Regions from separate parts of the Homo sapiens genome. Here region 2 is linked to region 1. A link is a loop called in an ENCODE intact Hi-C map of the cell type or tissue named here. Cell type or tissue: endothelial cell of umbilical vein. All regions are shown on one strand.

Evidence for each region. A loop is a pair of places that touch in the nucleus more often than their neighbours do. Peaks named below come from ENCODE experiments on the same cell type or tissue, not always from the same donor. Only the 100,000 strongest peaks of a DNase experiment are listed, where the experiment ranks them.
Region 2: a loop joins it to region 1, with 9 times the contacts of the local background. A loop is called at or near these places in 5 of 110 quality-filtered maps.

Annotation. Positions count from the first base shown.
Region 1 is chr6:129,487,778-129,492,777 of GRCh38, forward strand. LAMA2 (laminin subunit alpha 2) reads left to right here. Exons shown (of 65, transcript NM_000426.4): 57 at 4,124-4,300; 58 at 4,538-4,706. It overlaps LOC102723409 (a long non-coding RNA gene), which reads right to left. Exons shown (of 8, transcript XR_001743860.2): 8 at 4,705-5,000. Among named protein-coding and RNA genes, the nearest start is that of ARHGAP18, 220 kb to the right of the region's middle. RefSeq lists an enhancer at 2,795-3,994. In endothelial cell of umbilical vein, no CTCF peak of the experiment used is centred here; DNase peaks (open chromatin) are centred at 2,884 and 3,324; H3K4me3 peaks cover 301 bases; H3K27ac peaks cover 3,198 bases.
Region 2 is chr6:130,006,090-130,011,089 of GRCh38, forward strand. No RefSeq gene overlaps it. Among named protein-coding and RNA genes, the nearest start is that of L3MBTL3, 10 kb to the right of the region's middle. In endothelial cell of umbilical vein, no CTCF peak of the experiment used is centred here; DNase peaks (open chromatin) are centred at 2,392 and 3,272; H3K27ac peaks cover 2,681 bases.

The DNA of each region.
Region 1 (5,000 bases):
GACGTTTAGAAACCATGATCGAGACAAATGAGGGATCATTTATTTGGACAAACTGAGAACTTTTACTAATCTAACAGCCAGATATTGTAGTCATGGTCTCTGAGGAGAAATGCAAACTGAATGCTCTCATTTGAATCTTAGAATGCTTTAGAATCCTGGTTTCACATGTCTTCTAGATTAGATGTTAGGCCCTTTGACAAACTTTAATCCTTTTCATTGCGGAAAGGACTTTTTAAAAGATTTAAACTTTAGCCGGGCGTGGTGGCTCACACCTGTAATCCCAGCACTTTGGGAGGCCAAGGCAGGTGGATCATGAGGTCAGGAGTTCGAGACCAGCCTGGCCAATATGGTGAAACCCCGTCTCTACTAAAAATGCAAAAACATTAGCCAGACATGGTGGTAGGCGCCTGTAATCACAGCTACTCTGGAGGCTGAGGCAGGAGAAATGCTTAAACCAGGGGGACAGAGGTTTCAGTGAGCCGAGATCGCACCACTGCACTCCAGCCTGGGCAACAGAGCAAGACTCCAACTCGGAAAAAACAAAACAAAACAAAAACATTTAAACTTTAAGGAATTTCAATAAGTAACTGCAGATTTGAGAAATTAGTTTACCGAAATCACTCAAAATGTGTTATTTTGTTGAGAAAGAATTCTGGAATTCCCAAATGCATTACACTATTGTACCACTATGCCACTATGTCCTTTTAACAGGTGCTTCTTCAAGAAGGGCATTTTATTATGCCAACTTCACAGCTGTTGACCATCAATCCAACCTTTATTTGATTAAGCTCAGTATATAGTACATCACTGGAAACCAGTCATTTAGTTAATTGGCCATATAAACGAACAGTTTTGCCATTCATTGTTAATTACAGGATAATATATGACATATTAGTGTGTAGTCACTGAACTCTGTGCCAAAACAGTAATACATTTGCTACCATAATGGCTCATTCGGCACTCTAAGGTTAAAATGCAATCTACTCTATAAGCAAGTGCCACATTAAACTGATTGACCAGAGATCGCAAGTGACCATGAGAACTTCACCCAGAAAAAATTTTTAATGCTTTATATGCCTATTCTATGGCATGATTTGTGTCACATACTAGACAAAGATGATTTGTTTTCATTGTTCTGAATGTATGTGAGATCTGTAATAACATCCTTTCATCACAGATGAGAAAATATTAACTAACCTGCCCAAAATCATGTACTACAAATAACAGGACCAGGTATTAAATGAGATGATATATTTGACTTAAATACCTCCATCTATGCACAGCCAATAGATTATTCTTACATTTTTGTGTGACCATAAAGGTTTATATTACTAAATGTTGATTATGATGTATGATTATTAATTTGGAGATATTTGCATTATCCCAACACTTTTCAGATTTTCAGACTATGCATGTCAGTCATCATTTCTTTTCCTAAAATCCTGGACAAAATGATAGCTTTAATACCGCCTCACAAAATAATTGGATTTTCACCAAACTGGGGGCCAAGCTTCTCAAGAAGCTCCTTCTCCCTTGTCCTCTGCCTCTCTTTACTCCTCCTCCCTCATTCTCTCTCCCTTCCACCCCTTCATCTGGAAAAATCTCCCTTTAGTCACTTTGGTATCTAATTTCTTGGCACTCCAGTGACCTCTGCCTCCTATATCTGCTTTGTCCTCTGATCCTTCTCCTGGCATCCGCCTTGGTGGCCAGCAGTTCTTACTGGACAAAAACATCAAACCCTAAGAGCCTGAAGTAGTTACTTAAGCAAATAGGACAAGCAACTGAACTGAGTTTTTCTTCTGGGAAAGCTTTCTTCACACAGGTACAGAAATAGGCTAAAGGTCAGGAAGTAGGGTGAGATATTTTAGGAGTCATTTGGGGTTTCCAGAATGAGATAAAGATTTTAACACTGAACCCTAAATATTTTCTTTCTTAACATCCAAAGTATGTTCAAACAGAAAAAAGATTAGATTCTATTTATTATGTAAATTACAAACATTAGGACACATTTCTCTTAATATCTTCTTCCACGTATGCAATCCAACTGATATGGTTTTAAAAAAAATCTTAAACCCACATTCCAAACAAATAAGAAATAGGGTATAAGTAATCAAGTAATTATGAAACTCTAAGAATCAGCCACTGAAACTGTAAAAAAAAAAAATAAAGCTGACCTATTACAATACTAAAGTAATACAAAGTTTAATGTACCTTTTTGCACATAGCAGGCCTCAGTAAAAAGCTGTTAAATAAATACTTTTTAAAAATGGAAAACACACCAGAATCATAATGGACATATTGGCAATGTCCTTCTCAATAAAAACTAAAGAAATGATCTAGATTTGATGTTCCTAAAAGGTAAAATAGGAGCAGGATTTAGCTGTAGTTTTCTAGCAATGCCCTTTTTAAGTAATACAGCCTCAGGGCAATCCCTTAATTAATATTTTCCGCTGTTTGAAGTAGGTATTTTTATCTCCATCTTATAAATGAATGAAATGGACCTGAGCATGATTAAATAACTTGCCCAAGGTCACACAGCTAGTAAGCTTCCACACTAGTACTTAATTCCAGTATGTTCCTCCTGAAAGCCCACACTCATTCTCCATCACCACCCTGTGAATTGGTTTAAAAAAAATAAGGGTCACTATGATGGTCCTTGTGGCAGAACCACACTACAGAGAGAGGCTACACCAGAAAGAGGAAGGCCTCTAGCTTTTTAAAATTCTAATCAAGAACAGAGATTTACTCTCCTTGGACAATCTTTAACAGAGGCTTATATCCTTCATTAAAACCTTAGAAGCCCTGTGATATCATGTTGCTAAGAAGAGGCTGCTTTCAGCTAAAGGGGAAAAAGAGTGTAGGGGAGGGGCTTCTCAGTGAGTCACACATACCCGGAAGTGAGTGGTTTTCTGAAATTCTCGTCTCAGGAAACCACCGACACTCTTAGCAAGGAAGCTGAACCTCCTGGGTTTTGCCAACACATTTTTCCATAGTTTGGTAAAGAAAGAAACCTCAAAAGTATGTCATTTCCCCCTATTTTCTCTTTGAAACTAAATTTTACCGGTCCCTTCTTCACCCCCTTAACAGTGACGTTTTTGAGCCACAGCGAAATCCATTTTTTGTCCCTTTCTCTTACTTTTGAATTATCTTACTTGTAAAGTGCCAATTCAGAGCATCTTTACCCTGGCTTATTGTTTTTTCCAGTTCTACATGTGGTTTTACTTCTTTATAAAGTCAAGTAAGAGGGTACTTTAGGACTGAGGTTTCCATCCAAGTACTCCGGTTTTCTCTCCAGATATGAAGTAAGTTTTCAGTAATCCATTCATGATCCCCAGGCTAGTGACTAATGCTTATGACTAATAGCACCATGATGACTGTTAAGACCGAAACTCAAAACTTGCTTCCGGAACAAAAGAGAAAATGCCTTTGGTCATTTTCATCAGAACTCTTTGTCTCCTTCTGATTCTTGGCCCAGGGATCCAAGGATTGTTGTAAATAAGTAGCATGAGGTTCTCAATTAGCAGTGTGTGAGTTCTCTCTCATAAGCAAATTAGGAAAATTAATGAAACAGCCACTAAGGAAAATCATTGCAAGGAACAATTAGCAGGGTGTCCTTGCCTGCCTCTTCTATTCAAAAGCCATCAGCTACATTCTTTATAAAAGGTGCTTTAAGTGTTTGCTGTTGATTCCTGCAATCTAAGCTCTCAGGAGCATGGTTTGTTCCCTAGCAAGAAGATAATAGCCAGCACAACCCAAGGAAGACCCCATGCTTTGCTAAACCTGCCAACCCTTATACGGTTAGACATTACTGCACACTGCAGAAGCCTCAGTTCTCACAGGCTCATGTGTTGGGCTGCACAGCGCTGTTGTCAGCTCTACAAGAGGCTAATGTTGCAGTGCGCCATGACCTGGTTTCAGTAAACTTTCAGGAAGAGTGAACGAGGGAGTCATGGAACGAGATCCTGAGAACAGCGTTTGCTTAGTGTAGAATTCCTAAGCATCCAATTTTGGCTCCCTTAAAAGCTATGGTTGAGAGGGGTGAAGGGTGGCAGGAAAGAATTTGATTTCCAACTGTATTGAATCAGATGTGACTTATACTTGTTTATTTTTAATATTTTATCAGCATCTTTACAGTTCAAGTGGATGAAAACAGAAGATACATGCAAAACCTGACAGTTGAACAGCCTATCGAAGTTAAAAAGCTTTTCGTTGGGGGTGCTCCACCTGAATTTCAACCTTCCCCACTCAGAAATATTCCTCCTTTTGAAGGCTGCATATGGAATCTTGTTATTAACTCTGTGTAAGTGGATCTCCTCATTACTACTACTAATTTTTTATTTTTATTTCTTGCTATTAGGGGTCCCAATGCATCTACATTGTCTACAGCTATGCAGGGGAGGAGGGAAACAATGAGGATCTTCAACTTAGACTGAGAAAAGCACACTAATGGACTTAAAAAGGCATGCGGGGATTGGGCTTAATTGTAAGGAAGCAAAAAAACGAAAATAAAAAAATCTTATTTATTACATTCTATTAGCCCCATGGACTTTGCAAGGCCTGTGTCCTTCAAAAATGCTGACATTGGTCGCTGTGCCCATCAGAAACTCCGTGAAGATGAAGATGGAGCAGCTCCAGCTGAAATAGTTATCCAGCCTGAGCCAGTTCCCACCCCAGCCTTTCCTACGCCCACCCCAGTTCTGACACATGTAAGTGTTTATATTATCCCCATTGCTTTCTAATTTTTACCCAGTATTCTGAGTCATTTCAGAAGGAAGATTATTCAGGATATCTAGTACACTCTGATATTAGAATTGAAAGAAATATAACCTATCTAAACCTATTCTTACATCTTCATTGAATGACTTACCTATATTTCCATCTTCAATTTTGTTTACAAAACAGTACATTTTCAGTTGAAATGTTGGAAAACACAGAAATATCCAGAATCATGAATAAAAGACACTTATAATACCATGACAGAGGCAACCATGTTGGTTTCC
Region 2 (5,000 bases), 520 kb after region 1:
GGCAACTCCTCACTTTTCTGTAAAGCAGAATCCTATTCACTTCCTTTGAGAAGACTTCGTCTCTCACCCTCTCATTTTGGTAAGATTTTATTATAGCCTCTTCTGCGAACTCCTTTACTCTTTTACCATTTATGATCCTCCCTTTGGGATTGATCTTGTGTCTTCTAGAAAATGCACTTATTCAGGGACAACCTTGGGTTTTCTCACGCCATCCAGGAGGGCTCCAAACCTCTGAGGAGACCTGGCTGACACCTAGATTGCAACTTTGTGAGGCCCTGAGCAGAGGGCCCAGCTTAGCTATGCCCAGAGCCCGGACCCGTAGAAGCTGTAAGATCATAAATGTGCATTAAGTAGCTACCTTTGTGGTAATTTGCTGCATAGTGATAGAAAACTATATACTGCCTTATTGGGAAGATGTATAGTTTATAAGAAACTGATTCTAGCTAATGTTAGATAGAGAAAAAAAAAGCAAAATTAGACATGTCACGGAATTGAAGGAAAAGCTAAACCATCAGGCCTTAGGGATAATAGGCACAAGGGTGACCGTGAGGGTATCACTGAGGAATTTTGAGGAGTGAGCTTTGAAATAATCTGCCTACATCCACCCTTGTTCCTTATCCCACGGATAAGATTTTTCCTGACAGACTCTAACTGGCCTCATTCTCATCACCTGCCCATTCCTTGATGTCGGGAAGCTTGAGAATGGACAGACCCCAAGACCATGTGGAAGGAGAAAGGAAGTCTCCTAAAGGGAAAGTGTGATGTTCTTAAGGAAAACAAAGGAGAGGGATTTGAGACAGGCCCACACAAAAGAAAGCCACTTTGCTACTGCATAGGGTTGTCAAGAAAAAACATGAGATAATGCATATAAAATGCTTCGCATGGTTCTTGGCACACAGTAGTCACTCAGTACAGTTTAACTATAATTATTAAGCATCAGGGGCCTATGCCTCATCTAGAAAGCAAAAGAAAGAACTCTGTTCTTGAAAATGAAAAGAAAAATCCCAATTTGATAAGGGGAAAAATCCCTGACACTCAAAAGGACAGGCTTAAATGTCTGTTGCTACCTAGATGATTTATAATCAAAGGGTTATCAGAGGTTAGGAAGGTATAGATTTCAAAGTGCTATTTGTGCTGATTATTGCTATGTACTCAAAGTCAAACCAGCTATGAGATATAATCCTCCAAATTCCAGTGGGCCACAGACAGAAGCCAACTATTGGTGGCTGTTTCTCTTCACACAAAACTCTTAATGGTTGGCTCACAGCTCTGATTGTAAGTGGGCTGGATGGTACCTAAGCCCACCCATCCATCCATGCTTAAATCATGGCTTTAAATTTGAAATTTTGGAAAATTAATTCAGATATGAGATGATAGTCATGTTTACTGAGGATCATGAACAGAGTCCACAATATGTTTGTGTACTTGGTATTGAGTGATGTAGTTGTGTTGTTGAAGTGAGGCTTTCCTTTGATCTTTTTGTTGACGAATGCCATTCACTGGTCAGTACAACCATTCTGAGGAAGAACTGTCTATCAGGTGGTGTCATTTTGGGCCCAGAACATCACTGACGGCTGGAGTTCACTTCCATTCCATTCTGTTCTACTCCATAAGTATTTATTGAGCTCCCATTATGTGCAATGAACTGTATTAAGTGCTTTGATAGATTAAAAAATGAATAGATAAGACAGAGCTCCTGACCTTAGGGTATTTTATTATCTCAAAAGAGAGACAAACGTTTACAAGGACCAGACACAATACAGAGCAGGATGTGACAAGTGCTAAAATAGATATAGAGACAGAAGAAAGCTTTAAATTTCAAGTGCGCATACCTGAAGTTTTCATATAAAGGGTGAATTTGAGCCCTTTTAAATCATATGCCCACTAGAACAGGCAGCATTTTATCTGTTTTTGTATTCCTAATTCCCAGCACAGTTCCTGGTACTTAATAGATGCCAATAAAGATGAATTTTTAAATTGCTTGAGGTGTGGAAAAATAGACATAAAATTTGCCATTTTAACCATTTTTAAGTGTACAGTTCAGTGGCAGTAAGTACATTCACATTGTTATGCAAACATCATCACCATCTATCTATGGAACTTTTTAAATCTTTCAAAACTGAAAGTCCAGGACCTATTAAACAATAACTCTTCATTCCTCTCTGCTTCCAGCCCCTGGCAAACACCATTGTACTTTCTGTCTTTATGAATTTGACTACTCTTGTTATCTCATATAAGTGGAATCATACAATATTTGTCCTTTTCTGATTGGCCCATTTCACTGAAATGTCGCCAAGGTCCATCCGCGTTATAGCATGTGTCAGAGTTTCCTTCCTTTTTAAGGGTGAATAATAAAGTTTTCACTGGATATATATAACTGCATTTTGTTTATCCATTCATCCATCAGTGGACATCTGGATTGTTCCCATTTTTGGCTATTGTGAAGAATGCTGCTATGAACATGAATGTACAAATATCTTTTCAAATGAGCTAGAAATTGGGATAGATCAAGAGTGGTCAGAAAGAGGGCATTCCAAGTTCAGGAAATAACATGAACAAAAGGAAAGAAGAATGACAATGCACTAGGCTTGCCTGGTGTGGCTTACTCATGGGTTGGGGCTGCACATGGAAAGGTTGATCTGTTCCAGAAGTTGCAGGGCACTAAGTACCATACCAAGGAGAAAAAGTTTTTCTGAAGTTATTAGGAACCATTTAAAAGGGGTTGGAGCAGGTAAGCAACATTACCAACACTATACTTGAGGAATACAATTGTAATGGCGAAGATGTAGTTAGAAATATACGGTAATAATCTTGGCAGGAGACAAACTAGGGCAGTGGCAGAGGAAATAGTACCAGGAGGGAGTAGAGTTATTTTTATTTTTGTTTGTTTGTTTGTTTGTTTGTTTGAGACAGGGTCAGGGTCTGGCTCTGTCACCAGGTAGGAGTACAATGGCACGATCTCGGCTCATTGCAACCTAGGCCTCTCAAGCCATTCCCCCACCTCAGCCTCCTGAGTAGCTGGGACCAAAGGCACGCACCACTATGCCCAGCTAATTTTTTTGTATATTTTGTACAGACCGGGTTTCACCATGTTGCCCAGGTTGGTCTTGAATTCCTGAGCTCAAGTGATCCACCTACCACGGCCTCCCAAAGTGCTGGAATTACAGTCGTGAGCCATTGTGCCTCCCTGGGAGTAGAGAGATTATAATGGAACTGTTAATAGGATCTGTTGACCAACTGGATGTGGGCGGCAGGAAGAGGAAGTTGTTGTTAAATCAGTGCCTGAGAGCATGGTGACATTACAAACTGAGATGAAGAATGCAGAGGAAAAAGAAGCAGGCAAAAACAATAGCTACCATTTATTGAGCTCTTATGTGTTAGGTACCTCACATGCATTATCTCACTTAATCTTGATAATGACCTTGTGAAGGACGGATTATTGTACATGGAAGGATACTCTGTTTATGTAGAATAAGTTACTGTCTAATATCTAGTAAAGGGGTGGAACTAGGATTCCAACCCAGACCTAATGGCAAAGTTCAAACTTTAAAAAACAAAAAACACCATACTATTCCATTGTCTTCAAACACATGGAATATCCATGTGGACTCATCTCTCAATAACTCGGCAATGTAAATTTCAGTTAAATGCTCATGAATAAAAATATAGTCCATCTCTACACAAAGATGACTTCAAGCGATGCTGAGGAAGAACATAAATAAGCTGACTGAGGAGAGACTGTAATGACAGAAGACCGGAACTTAATTCCGGAAGCACAAGTATCTATCGTGTGAGAAGACAAAGTGGGACTGGGTTTGAGGAATAAGAGAACAGCCAGAACAATGAATTGACAAAGACGCTGCATGAGAAGGCCATTTCAAAGAAGTGATCAGTCAACACTGTCAAGTGCTTCTAAAATCTTAAATAGGAAATAGACTGTGGCCACTAGATTTGACACTTAGGAAGTCATTGGACACTTTACAGAGAAGAAAGTACATATAGCAGTGTCTGTGGATTGAGGAATGTATAGAAAGTAAGGAAACAAAGAAAGTGAGCGTAAACTTCTTGTTTATGAAGTTTGGCGGCAAAAGAAAGGTGAGATTATGGTACAGTATTTGAAGTGATGTAGATTTGAGGAAAGGTTTTCTTTTTGAGGACCTGGAAGATAGGAGCATAATTTTTTGGCTGTGAGGAAAAAGCTAGTGGAGAATAGTCAACTGAAAATTTTGGGAGAATAATGGAAATTCATGGAGGACTAGAGATAGGCTGTGATCAAGAGCACATTTCAAGGGATAGTGAGGGGCAGGGAGAAATAGGAATATTCTTTCCCCAGGAATAGGAGAGAAAGAGACTTTGCAAGTTGAAAGGAAGAGCTGACAGTTTTTGGTGTTTTTTTGTTTTGTTTTTGTTTTTTGCTTTATAGAGAGGGTCTCACTCTGTTGGCCAGGCTGGAGAGCAGTGGTGAAATTACAGTTCACTGTAACTAGGAACTCCTGGGCTCAAGCGATCCTCCTGCCTCAGCCTCCTGAGTAGCTAGGATTGCAGGTGTGCACCACCATGCTCAGCTAATTTTATTTTTTTTTTAAGATGGGGTCTCACTATGTTGCCCAGACTGGTCTTGAACTCACGGCCTCAAGCCACCACACCTGGCTTGAAGTAGTTTACATTGGGATAGAGAGGCAACACTGTGAGGCTGTGGGAAGCTCTGGTGTCAAGATTGGTAAACAGCTGGTTGGGCTAAGGAAGAGGGAGTCAGATAGGGTCAAATGAGTAGATTATCTAGCTTTACTGAGGGCTCCTTTGAGTTAGGATGGTTTTACTCTACCATGAAGGCAACCCATTCAAAGAGTGACTGAAACTCAGTATCTTTCACACTAACACATTTTCCAACTTTCCTGAAACTCCACAGAGATGCCTGATTGAGTTTGGGTATTTCACAAACCTCCTTAACCTTATTTATAGACCCTTAAGGTAGATAACTCTTGGCTGATTTTATTGAT